4 separate regions of the Homo sapiens genome follow, and regions 1, 2 and 4 are each linked to region 3. A link is a contact called in ENCODE Hi-C data. All regions are on one chromosome and are shown on one strand. Each heading gives the region's core, a stretch centred on a gene start or an enhancer-like site at or near the end of the contact. The rest is flanking DNA. Distances are from core to core; before and after follow the strand shown. Region 1 overlaps DAAM1 (dishevelled associated activator of morphogenesis 1). Region 2 has its middle 120 kb from the start of SLC38A6. Region 3 has its middle 40 kb from the start of DHRS7. Region 4 has its middle 100 kb from the start of SLC38A6.

Region 1 (2,700 bases), core at 168-2,667, 930 kb after region 3:
CAAGCCTTCAGTTCATCTCAAGGATACACTCAACATTAGCAGTGCCTTTTCTGAGTTTAACCCTCTCCTCCCACCCCACAACTCAACACTACCAGAAATAAGTTAAGCCCCTGGAGAGGCACCTAAGCAGACCTCAAGTCACATGACATGGTGATAGTACAACATCAAGGGGAAGAAGCTGTGACCTAAAGACACATGACATGGTGATAATAAGTACAACATCAAGAGGAAGAAGCTAATGGCAGATTGAAGGGTGATGCTTTGGCAGCAAATAAACAGAAAACATTTTTATAAAATGCATGGAGAAAATGTACTATTAAGCTATGATAATTCATTAAATATATAAACATCCAGCCCCATTACAGCAAATGACCATCTCATCTGGGAATCATGAATTGCCAAAGAAGCACTTAAAATTTAACTGCAATGACTCTGAGAATAATATTTTAGTATGATGGTGGTTAGAAATCTGAAAGCTAGGTAAGATTTTTGTCAGTTTCCATAGAGGTGCATTCAGTGAATTATTACCTGCTCCCAACCAGTCAGGAAAAACATAAATGGAAAACAAGAGAGAGCTTTAAGCCCTAAAAGGGATTGGTAAACACAGAGAACAAACCTTGGAGGTTTTCAGCCTGTAAAATTTCTGCCAATATTCTTAGTCATTACATGAAATACCACAATATGACTCACCACCACCTACACAGTAATATTCTCTGTGTCTGATAGACATGTTTTCATTTGATACATAAAAATAAGAAGTGAGAAACACCACAAGCAAAGGCTGACTAATAGAAATAATTTCTAGTTTCTTACTACCAATGGTTAAGTGTTTTTTACACTATTTCCTTTTTTCTCTTAATAGCAAGCAATGCAGACTATATTCAGTTGGCTAGACAAAGTCTGCAGCTAAACACATAGGCTTTTTATTCAGCTTTTTTACCGTTAAACTAGAAACTCATTAGAGTGACTTCAAGTTTTAATAGTCTGCATCACCAACAGTTTTCCGGTAATCTAAAATAAGCTTTTTTCTAAACATGTTAGAATCATCTCCAAATATCCACCCAAATTTCCAGTATTTACACCTATAATCTAGTACAACTTCAGTTGACAAGTCTTACTAGATAAATTTTTTTTTTAACTTTTAAGTTCGGGGTACACGTGCAGGTTTGTTGTATAGGTAAACTTGTATTACACGGTTTGTTGTACAGATGATTTCATCACCCAGCTATTAAACCTAGTACCCACAGTTATTTTTTCTGATCCTCTCCCTCCTCCCACCCTTCACCCTCTGACAGGCCCCATTGCCTGTTGTTCTTGAAAGAGAGAATTTCTAAGCATGTTTTCCTAATTGAATGGAAGTACTTCATCTCCGGGGATACAGCACCAGCTGTAAAGTGACAGACAAGAAAGGTACCCTAAGTCCCTGTGGGCAACCAACCATGAAGCCAAGTTCCACACATGGCCACCTCCTTCGATAGCACCAGCACTGCTCTTGCCAGCCCAGGCCCCTCCCACACCCTCAAGAGGATTGTTTGGCTGCTTGTCTGACACTTTAAAGCTTTAATTGGGTCAAAAGACAATCTAGCAGAATAAGTCTTCCCACATTGGAGCTATTTATTTCACCACGTAATATACAGTACAGAGACTTTTAAAGAGAAAGAATATTTCTTAAACATTGTCACCCTTATCCTTTTAATCTGCTAACTTTCATGCCAACCACTTTGGTGTCCCCATTGTAACTAACATTTTAATGAGAAGAAAGAGTAAAACAGGATGACAGCAGGTGGATAGGGTGCAGGCAGAGTATAAGAATCAGCCCAAACTTATCACCACTATGAGAATATTAAAATACAAACCCAACTGCTGCAGGATTCCACAGTTATTAATTCATGCATGCATGCATACATTCACTCAAATACTTATTGTGCATCTCATGTGTAATGCTTCAGTAATTAGTTATACATCCATTCACTCAAGCCACAAACATTCATTGAGCACCTACTCTGGACCAAGCACTGCCCTAGGCCCCCAGGATCCTAAGTGTGAGAAAGTCAGATATAACACCTGAGCCATTCTGCTCTCTGAAGGTGCAAAGGTGCATATATATAGTGGATTAACACAATGAGTTATTCATATGAGAAAAAACTCAAACTATCTGACTGTTGAAAAGATGGCAAAAGATTCTGACTTTTCCTTCTACATCGAAGAAAAGCCTATTTTTCCTGAAAACAATTCATATTTATGTTATATATACATAACATAAATATATATACATGTCATATATATATTCTGAGTTTTTAATTATTTGGTTTAATTTAGTTCTTAAATATTGCACTGAGTAATGAAATAAACAGCTAGCTGCTTTTGGATCTTGCCAACAAATTCATTTAAAACTGAACACAAGAAAAAATACTGCAACTTTTTCAGGAATCTGGTTTGCCAAGGAACAAAAATTCTAGCTCTTCACCCATAAGCCCGAAAATCATAACTAAAAGATATAGCTGGTCACTGAGCTCTTGTAACACGCACCAAGAACAGCTTGAAATTCCAGAGGAATTCTGGGAATTGAAGGTTGGAGTGGGGAAGATTCCAGACACAGCGAGTAAAAATATTCAAGGACTGTTCAGACCTGAAAAACACCATCCATGGTATTGAGCAATTACCTCCCAAAGGCCATGTCACATGTGTTTTCTGAGAGCA
Region 2 (2,700 bases), core at 98-2,597, 900 kb before region 3:
AATGTGACTGTCTGAAATGCTGGCCAAGTGGATCAAGGCTACTGTGGGGTTGACTGGCCAGTAAGGAGGCAGAGGAGCAGAAGCACCAAGAGCAAAGGACTTTCAATTCAGCAACTATGAATTGAGCATCTTTTATGTGCCCAGCCTGGGCCAAGTACTAGGGTTGCTGCAAAGAAGACGGTGACTCGTCTAGCGGCCCTGATGCTTCCATCTAACCAGGAAGATGGACATTAACCAAATGACTTCACAACACATTATTTAAATACAGAGGTGGTAAATCCATGTGGAAAACAGAGGGGTGTTAGGAGTGCATATAACAGAAACACCTGACTTCAACCAGAGGGAATGGAAAGGCTGTGGAGACAGAAGTGGAAAGCTGTCTGGGGCTGCCCCACATTGGCCTTGCTCAGCTCCAGGCCATCAACATCCTTAAACAGGCTTTTGCTCTGGGAAGCCAAGTAATTTTGTCCTCCCACCAGAAAACTGGCATGTTGAAGTCCTAACCCCCAGTCCCTCAGAATGTGACCTTAAGTGGAGATAGGGTCTTTAAAGAGGCAATTACGGTTAAATGAGGTCACGAGGGTGGAGCCTAATCCAACAGGAGTGTGTCCTTTTAAAAGAGGAAGACATAGACATATGCAGATGGAGGACCACATGCATTTGCAGAGAAGACAGTCTTCTGCAAGCTGAGGAGAGAGGCCTCAGAAGGAATCAACCCTGCAGACAACTTGATCTTGGCCTTCCAGTCTCCAGAACTGTGAGACAATCCATATTTGAGCCATCCAGTCTGTGGGACTTTGTTAAGACAGCCCTAGCAAACGAATATAGCAGCCTAAGTGAGGAGTTTTTGTCCTTTGCAATCGAAAGAGCCCTACTAATACTGGGAGCAAACAGGCTCCATTTTGGGAAGGGAGGATCCTGGCTGGGCCTGAAGATGTCACTGGGGCTGTCTGGGCACAGGACAGCTCCCTTTGTGTCTGTTCAGCCTCATTGTTCTTCCCATCCCCCCACACGGGGAGATTTGCAGCAGACACCCGCTTCCCTGCTGCATGGGGAGCAAGCTGGTAAGGAGAAACCCCCGCCCTGCGTGGTTATGGGCTCCCTGATGTTCTAACTGTGGATCAGTTATAACAGTCCTGCAGGGAGGAGGGGGTTTACTGCCAGGAAGAAAAACCCCAGGAACCCAGCCTTTCTGCTTCTCGGGACAGTGGGGGCCGTGGGGTGGAGTGAGATTCTCCAGCCATGACTCATGCTAGGTTTCATGAGTAAGGGAAGTTAAGAGAGTCATAATGACTGTACTGAAAAGCAGTTAAGTCCATCTTCACAGCAGCATTACACGGAATTAAAAACTGCACAATTTGATCCTATTTGCAACCACAGCTGCCATAAACTAACATATAAGCAAACTGAGCAGAGTGAACTCAGTGCCCCTGATTCAGGCTACGCATATGGGCCTGTATCCACAGTGCTTTGAGCTTCAGCAGAAAAGACCTCACCCTTCCATTCCGTTCCTATTCCTCCGAACCACTGAAATCACATGGGTGTCTGCCCTTTGGGTGGGGACACCATCAGAGCTGGCCTCTGCCAGGGGAAGAAGAATAGGGGCCTCACTGGCCAGGCCTCAGAGATTCTGAGAATGAGACTCACTGTTGTACCGGTAAGAAGAAAACCCGCAGGCTGCTGGAAAGGTGAATTATTTGTAGCCATGGCTAGAGCTGACTTCCCATTCCCACACTTCCAGCAGAAGAAAGACTTGGACAGACAGCACTGAAAAAATCCTGGAGAAGTGGCGGGCCCAACAGGGAGAAATGCAGGCTCTTTCACAGAGGACAGGAGATTGACAGGTGCTAAGTAGGGTGTGTGAGGCCCGCCAGGGGCTTGTGCCGCACACCCATAGTCAGAAGTGGAGGGAACCTCTTCCTCTCCATTAGCCAATGCTCTGGACACTGGGTATCGAGTACTTTCAATCCAGCTAGTTGGCACCATTGCTTCCATATGTGTGCTGGAATTTATTGAGTACCAAGTGTTTACAAAGTGCAATATTACCCACAGAAGAAAGCTTCAAAAACAGGAGCAGACTACTTTCGGTGGCTCTGCCTTTGACCTTTGTGCAGATCAGCAGCGGCAACTGACCTCCCTACGCCCTTTTTCAGTGGAGTAAACAAGAGGCAGGGATGGTCACAGAAAAGGGAGTTAGTCATCCAACCCCTTTAGTTGTCCCTGAGCCCACCCAAGCCCTATTTGCTTTGTGCTAACCTGGCCTCCAAAGGCAACAACCAATATTTGCTGTGTGCCTTGCCAGGGAGACATACAAAGCAGCCCATGTTGGAGTGCGAGCCAGCAGGATTTTTTTCAACCTAACTGGAGGAGACATGTGCACGTGAACTATTACCAACAGCACAGGCATTGTGGATAAGAGCCAGGTGAGGGACCTAGACTTCTGAGAACCAGGGAGAAGCCATTTGCTCTCCTACTTCCTCAAGTCACCCTTTGATGACACCCGTCCATGCCTCCCCATGAGGCCAAAAGGAGAAAACAGAGCACAATGAAAGAGACCATATTCTCTCAGCAGTCTCTACTCTCATACCTCTACCACCCTGTCCCAGAGTGGGAGGGAAACCTTGAACTGCTAAAGGAGCTCACTTCCCTTCCCTAAACAAGTCTTAACAATGAAAACCAAAACTATTTCTTGAGGGCCTA
Region 3 (2,700 bases), core at 151-2,650:
AGGTAATCAAGCCTAAAACGGTACACTTTTCTCCCTGACTCATTTTTACCAGAACAATCATAATGAAAATGTAATTATATGACAGAACACCGAGGACATAGAACTTCACTCCTTTGTTGAGGTAGTCTTTTCACATAGAATTTTCATTTGCCAGTAGCTTGATGTCTGCTACTCCTAGAAAGATTTCTTTAAGATCTAAAGATTACACGATGCCCCAAATTTGAGAACCTTTGAGCTCCCTATTGACCCGTGTTCTACCAATTGTGAAGTGGAACAAAGAACAAAGGACAAATTTAAGAGGTTTCTACAAAAGAGCTGGATACCAGCAAAAGACATGAAAAAAGATATAAACAAACTGTAGAAATAGGAAAATGTATAGTAAAATTTTATACATGTGTCATTTAGTTCCTCTTCCCTTAGGAAATTATGATACATTGGGAACAATTAATACAAGGATGATATATAATAAAAAATTATCATGACCTAAATGTTTATCAGCTTGGTTTGTTGAATAAATTATGGTACATACATATAATGGAATACTATGGACAGTAATAGATGAGATGGAATGCTACAGTTATTGTATATGTTAAGTTAAAATGCCAATTGCAGAACAGTGTGATCCAATTTGAAAAAAAATCTGGAAGAGACACACTACAATGTGGTAGGGTGACAGAATTTCTCTTCTTTGTGTCATTGATTTTTTTTTTTAGAGTAAGCATTCACTGCTTCTATAATCAGCAAAAACACTGAAACTTTTCCACCCACACCCCCATAAAACAAAAAAAAAGAAAGTATTTGTATGAGCAAGTAAGAATTTACATAAAAGGTGATACTATTTCCCTCCTCCCCCCACCACACACACATCTTTTTCCCCTGGTACTGGAATTCAAAAGTCAGTATCACTGTGGCAATGACGAATAGGCAAAGGTTTGGTAGAGCCATGATGTTCCGAGATTTTTATTAAAGAAATTCACAAGCCTGATGAGTTGAAGAAAGCCTAAAAAGCTTTCTCCTTTTATGGTGTTGTGTGTATATGTTTGCATGCCCTTAGATGCAGCTTCTCATGCATCTTTTCCAATGACTCGTGGAGACTCTGGGTCAATGTCAAGAGGGCAGACTCTTTTCATATTCCCTCTCCCTTCCTGATCCCCAGAGGAAGGCCTTCTTTTAGAATCCTTGGCTGCGCCCAGCACCAGCGCTGGGAAAACTTCAAGTAGAGGAGGCTCTACCCACATTCCCTCCACAGGACCATCTTCCTCCTCTCAGCTTCCCCTCTCACCACTCTCTGTCACCTGAGATACCCAAGCTACTCCCCATAGCCTGTTTCTGTCAGCTGTGGTCCCTCACCACACATACCTCTCACAGCCTTTCAGCCTCCAGAATAACATTGCTTTCTATTCCTGGCTCCCTGTTGAACCATGACAACTCCTATCTTGTCAGGGCAATGTTCCTGATTAAGAGGAATTAAAATCTCAAAACAGGGCAAATAATCAATACTCTGACAAGTAGTACGTCACCAGGGCTAGTCACATCTCAGAAAGAGAGTTAACCTGAAGGAATGAATCTGTAATATTGTAATTTAGCCAGGGTTACAGACTAATAAGGACAATATTTTGGGTGGGTGTATGTGTCCGTGTGGGGGTGGAGGCAGGAAGCTAATTAGCAACACAACAAGGACTAGAACTTTTGTTTCCCTGTTGCTCAATCCAGGGCTCTTCTGGCAATAGTTTGCTGCCTTTTTTTTCTCCTTTATTGGAATTTAACACTTTAAGTAGTATTGTATAATTTGAAGAAAATTTCATCCTTCAATACTTTAAAGAGGAAAAGTATTACATTGCTATAGAATGTGTGTAAAACGCTGATTTGAACAGTGTTTGTAGTCATTTTGGCATATCAAACGATTATTAAATTACAGTATCTCCAGTTTAAAGCAAAGAATCAAGATAGTATTAACCCCTGCCATACTGTTTGAGAGGCAGTGAGCTCTGAAATCAGATTGCCTGGGTTGAGTGGGCAGGCAGTCTTATTTACATGCAACGGCTAGTTTAGCCACACGCCAGCTGTGTGACCTTGGGCAAATTAACCTTGCCTCTCCATGCTTGCGTTTCCTCTTTCATAAAACATGAGCAATAAAGGTATCGATCTTACAGGGTTGCTGCTAGCATTGAATGAGTTGATGCATATAAAACATTTAGAACAGAGCCTGGCACAAAGTAAACACCCGATAGATGTCCCTTGTGCAATTAGCAGTTGATGAAATGAAAGTATAGGTCACAGCTACATATATATTTTGTTGGATGCTCAAGTCAGCAAAAAATATGTTAAACATACCAGTGAGAATAGTCAGGAAAACTTAAAAAGAACAATGATAAAATGAAGACTTGCATTTCCAGGCATTACTATCTTTTATACCACCTATCAGTACAATCAGTGAAATAAAATGAGACTGTAGTAACAGTAAACAGAACAATGGAACAGAATAGAAACCTCTAAAAGCAACCCCAAACACACACATGAATTTAGTACTAGCAAGATTGACATTTGAAATTTGGGAAGAAAAATTGAGCCACCCAATAAATAGTAGTAAGACAAATGGTGAGACATTTGGAAAAGTCATCAAATCTGTTTTTTATAATTTATACCAAACTAAGTTACAGGCGGATAAAGGTTAAATGTAAAAACAAAATAAAAATATGA
Region 4 (2,700 bases), core at 195-2,694, 880 kb before region 3:
GGACACTGTGTTAGGAAGTGTGGGGATGCAGAAAAGCAGAGGTGATGGTCACTGCCCTGCAGTTGTTTACAGCCAGGCACCTGGGACTACACATAAACACGAGGCACTACAGCACTGCTGTGCACTCCCATGTGGCATCTTCCTGAGGCACAGCCTGTCTCTCCCATGTTACCGATACCACGTTCCACAGAAAATGTAGTACTACACAGCCTACCCCAGTGGTTCAGAACCTAAGCTTGGAATCAGGATTCCATCCTGACTTTTAAAAGTTTGACACTGGATACATTATTTAACCTCTCTGAACCTGTCTTGTCATCTGTAAAAGAGAAATAATAAAGCCTTCCCTTTGGAATTGTGAGGGTAAAATGAGCTAGTCGCACAAATTAAGTACTCAGTAACAAAAGTACTTAGGGATTCAGGAGAGAAATTTTTTTTTGAGACAGAGTCTCGCTCTGTCGCCCAGGCTGGAGTGCAGTGGCGGGTATTGGCTTACTGCAACCTCTGCCTCCCGGGTTCAAGCGATTCTCCTGCCTCCACCTCCTGAGTAGCTGGGATTACAGGCACACACTACTACGCCTAGCTAATTTTTGTATTTTTATTAGAGATGGGGTTTCACCATGTTGGTCAGGCTGGTCTCGAACTTCTGACCTCTGGTGATCTAACCACCTCAGCCCCTGCTGTGGGATGGGTGGTCAGGAAAGGCTTCATGGAACATGAAAGACTTACGCTGGACCTGGGAAGATGGGTCTGGGATTTCTATGAGTGATGAGCAAAAGGACAGTTCAAGCAATGACCCAAAGCACTGGTCAAAGTAGAATAATTCCTGTGGTCTCTGGGCCCAGATCCTTGTCCAATTTACCTTGGTTTCCATTCTTCAATCAAACTTCCTGGCTCAGACAACACCCCATCTATGGCCCCTGCTTCCAGGTCTGGCTAATTCCTCTCCTGCTCAAAACGCCTATGATTTGCTACTTGCCATGTGGCCCTCTAATTCCATCCCAAGGCTCCAGAGGTGCAGATCTGCAAACCAGCATGATTAGCCACCATTGCTGGCTTCCCATTCAGCATATAAATCTAGTGCCTGGGATTACCTCATGCCAGAAAACCGAAATCCAAGTCAGATGGTTAAAGCATTAATAGCAGTGAGTGTTGTAAAGACTCAACAATGTGAACCTTCCCAAAATGAACCATCCTGACCTCCCTCGCGCTGACAATGCGTGTGTGACATCATGTGTAAATGAGCCTTAAATTTGAACCAGGTGCCGAGAGCTGTCTGGCGTCTCCTGGCTGCTGTATTAACCACTAACATGCACAGGGGGATTCTGAGGCAGTAAAATGGAGCGAAACCAACAGCAGTGACCAGGGCCCGGTGCAGCAGCTGTAGCAGAGAACATTCAAATCACACCCACCCGACTGGGCCTGGGCCCCCGGGTCCTGTAAAGCATATTTCCGGAGGGCTGGGGAGCCTAGGGAATTTGGCTGCCTTCATGCAGAGACAAAAGCTCCCCATGCAAATCAAACCACTTCGACTTGCTTCCCAGACTTGATTCTGAGCTGTTTTGATTTGCATCCATGAGGGTAGAACTCAAGTTCAGACTGAAGCTGCAGTTGGTAAGAACCAAAACCTATTGCATGCAGGTACAGGCAGTGTAAGATATATTTTTGGAAGGCACAATTTCCAAAGGAGAGAGTCAGCTCCAAATTCTCAGGTGCTATGACTTTCACCAGGCTGGGACCTGGAGAAAAAAGTGTGCCTTTGTCCATTTGGCATCACAGAGTCCCTCAGCTGAGCCTCTCCCCACAATAGGTCACATAACACGCCAGCTCTAGAGAACACGAAATCAAATTTGGAGGGATGGAATTAGGTGTGTATAGTGGGTGGGTGTCCTTATCATTGTCAGTCATAGGTATGAGAAAGTAGATGAAGAAGAGTAAAAGCAAGTTAGGAAGAAATAGTTCTTTAAAAAATTAAGCCTGCATAAAATTAACAGGTTATGTTGTTGTTGTTGTTATTGCCTTTTAATGCTTATTGTTCATGGTGCCCAATCTCAGGTTATTAACAGCTTGGCCATGTTAAAACCTGTATCCTGATCATCACTAGCAGGCCTACAGCAGAGACTGGAGACAGTGAGGATAAGAAAGAGGTGTACCAAGTGATCCTCTCTTGCTGGGGACTGTTCTAGAAGCTCTACACATGCTGGGGAAAGGAGCAGAAGCCAAAGACAGGTGAAACTCCCATTCCATGGATCCCACAGGATTTCAGCCTCAAAGAAATCCTTCGTTGTTCAGGGCACACTCTTAAACCATCAACACTCACCAAGTATACTGCACTGTACCATGAAGTCTCTGAGGTGGATGGGTAAAGTAGGGATGGGAGGCAGGTTCTGGATGGAGGATACAAAGGAGTTGGCAGATGTGGAACCTTTCCTAAAGGCTGTCGCAGGGTGGTTAGACATACAAATATACAAGAATTTGTATATTTTATCATTTAGAGAAATTAAATGTAGCATCAAGATGTTGAGCATAGGTTTCCTGAGTAATGGAGCAGTTACATTAAGTCATAGTCAGGTAAGTCCTTCTAGAGGAGGTTGAGTGTGGAAACAGGTTTTGAGGGAGAAGAAACGCTTTGGAGGGGAAAGAGAAAAACAACATGAATGGTTTGTGCAAAAGTTTGGAGGCAGGAGGCCGGGCACAGTGGCT

Evidence for each region. A loop is a pair of places that touch in the nucleus more often than their neighbours do. Pooled maps may share reads with other maps.
Region 1: a loop to region 3 is called in a pooled map, with 5 times the contacts of the local background. The contact joins two enhancer-like sites. A Hi-C loop is called at or near these places in 2 of 37 single-sample maps with no recorded cell type and 5 of 50 pooled maps.
Region 2: a loop to region 3 is called in a pooled map, with 3 times the contacts of the local background. The contact joins two enhancer-like sites. A Hi-C loop is called at or near these places in 4 of 37 single-sample maps with no recorded cell type and 2 of 50 pooled maps.
Region 4: a loop to region 3 is called in a pooled map, with 4 times the contacts of the local background. The contact joins two enhancer-like sites. A Hi-C loop is called at or near these places in 2 of 37 single-sample maps with no recorded cell type and 2 of 50 pooled maps.

Annotation. Positions count from the first base shown.
Region 1 is chr14:59,273,873-59,276,572 of GRCh38, reverse strand. All of the region lies in intron 2 of DAAM1 (dishevelled associated activator of morphogenesis 1), which reads right to left. Among named protein-coding and RNA genes, the nearest start is that of DAAM1, 87 kb to the right of the region's middle. Within about 2 kb of position 1,417, at least 14 of the 41 ENCODE cell types and tissues checked have a DNase peak (open chromatin) inside an H3K27ac peak, as active enhancers do.
Region 2 is chr14:61,102,483-61,105,182 of GRCh38, reverse strand. No RefSeq gene overlaps it. Among named protein-coding and RNA genes, the nearest start is that of SLC38A6, 120 kb to the right of the region's middle. RefSeq lists enhancers at 350-1,264, 634-1,833. Within about 2 kb of position 1,347, at least 22 of the 41 ENCODE cell types and tissues checked have a DNase peak (open chromatin) inside an H3K27ac peak, as active enhancers do.
Region 3 is chr14:60,203,665-60,206,364 of GRCh38, reverse strand. No RefSeq gene overlaps it. Among named protein-coding and RNA genes, the nearest start is that of DHRS7, 40 kb to the right of the region's middle. Within about 2 kb of position 1,400, at least 2 of the 41 ENCODE cell types and tissues checked have a DNase peak (open chromatin) inside an H3K27ac peak, as active enhancers do.
Region 4 is chr14:61,079,420-61,082,119 of GRCh38, reverse strand. It overlaps a transcript of SLC38A6 not described here. Among named protein-coding and RNA genes, the nearest start is that of SLC38A6, 100 kb to the right of the region's middle. Within about 2 kb of position 1,444, at least 2 of the 41 ENCODE cell types and tissues checked have a DNase peak (open chromatin) inside an H3K27ac peak, as active enhancers do.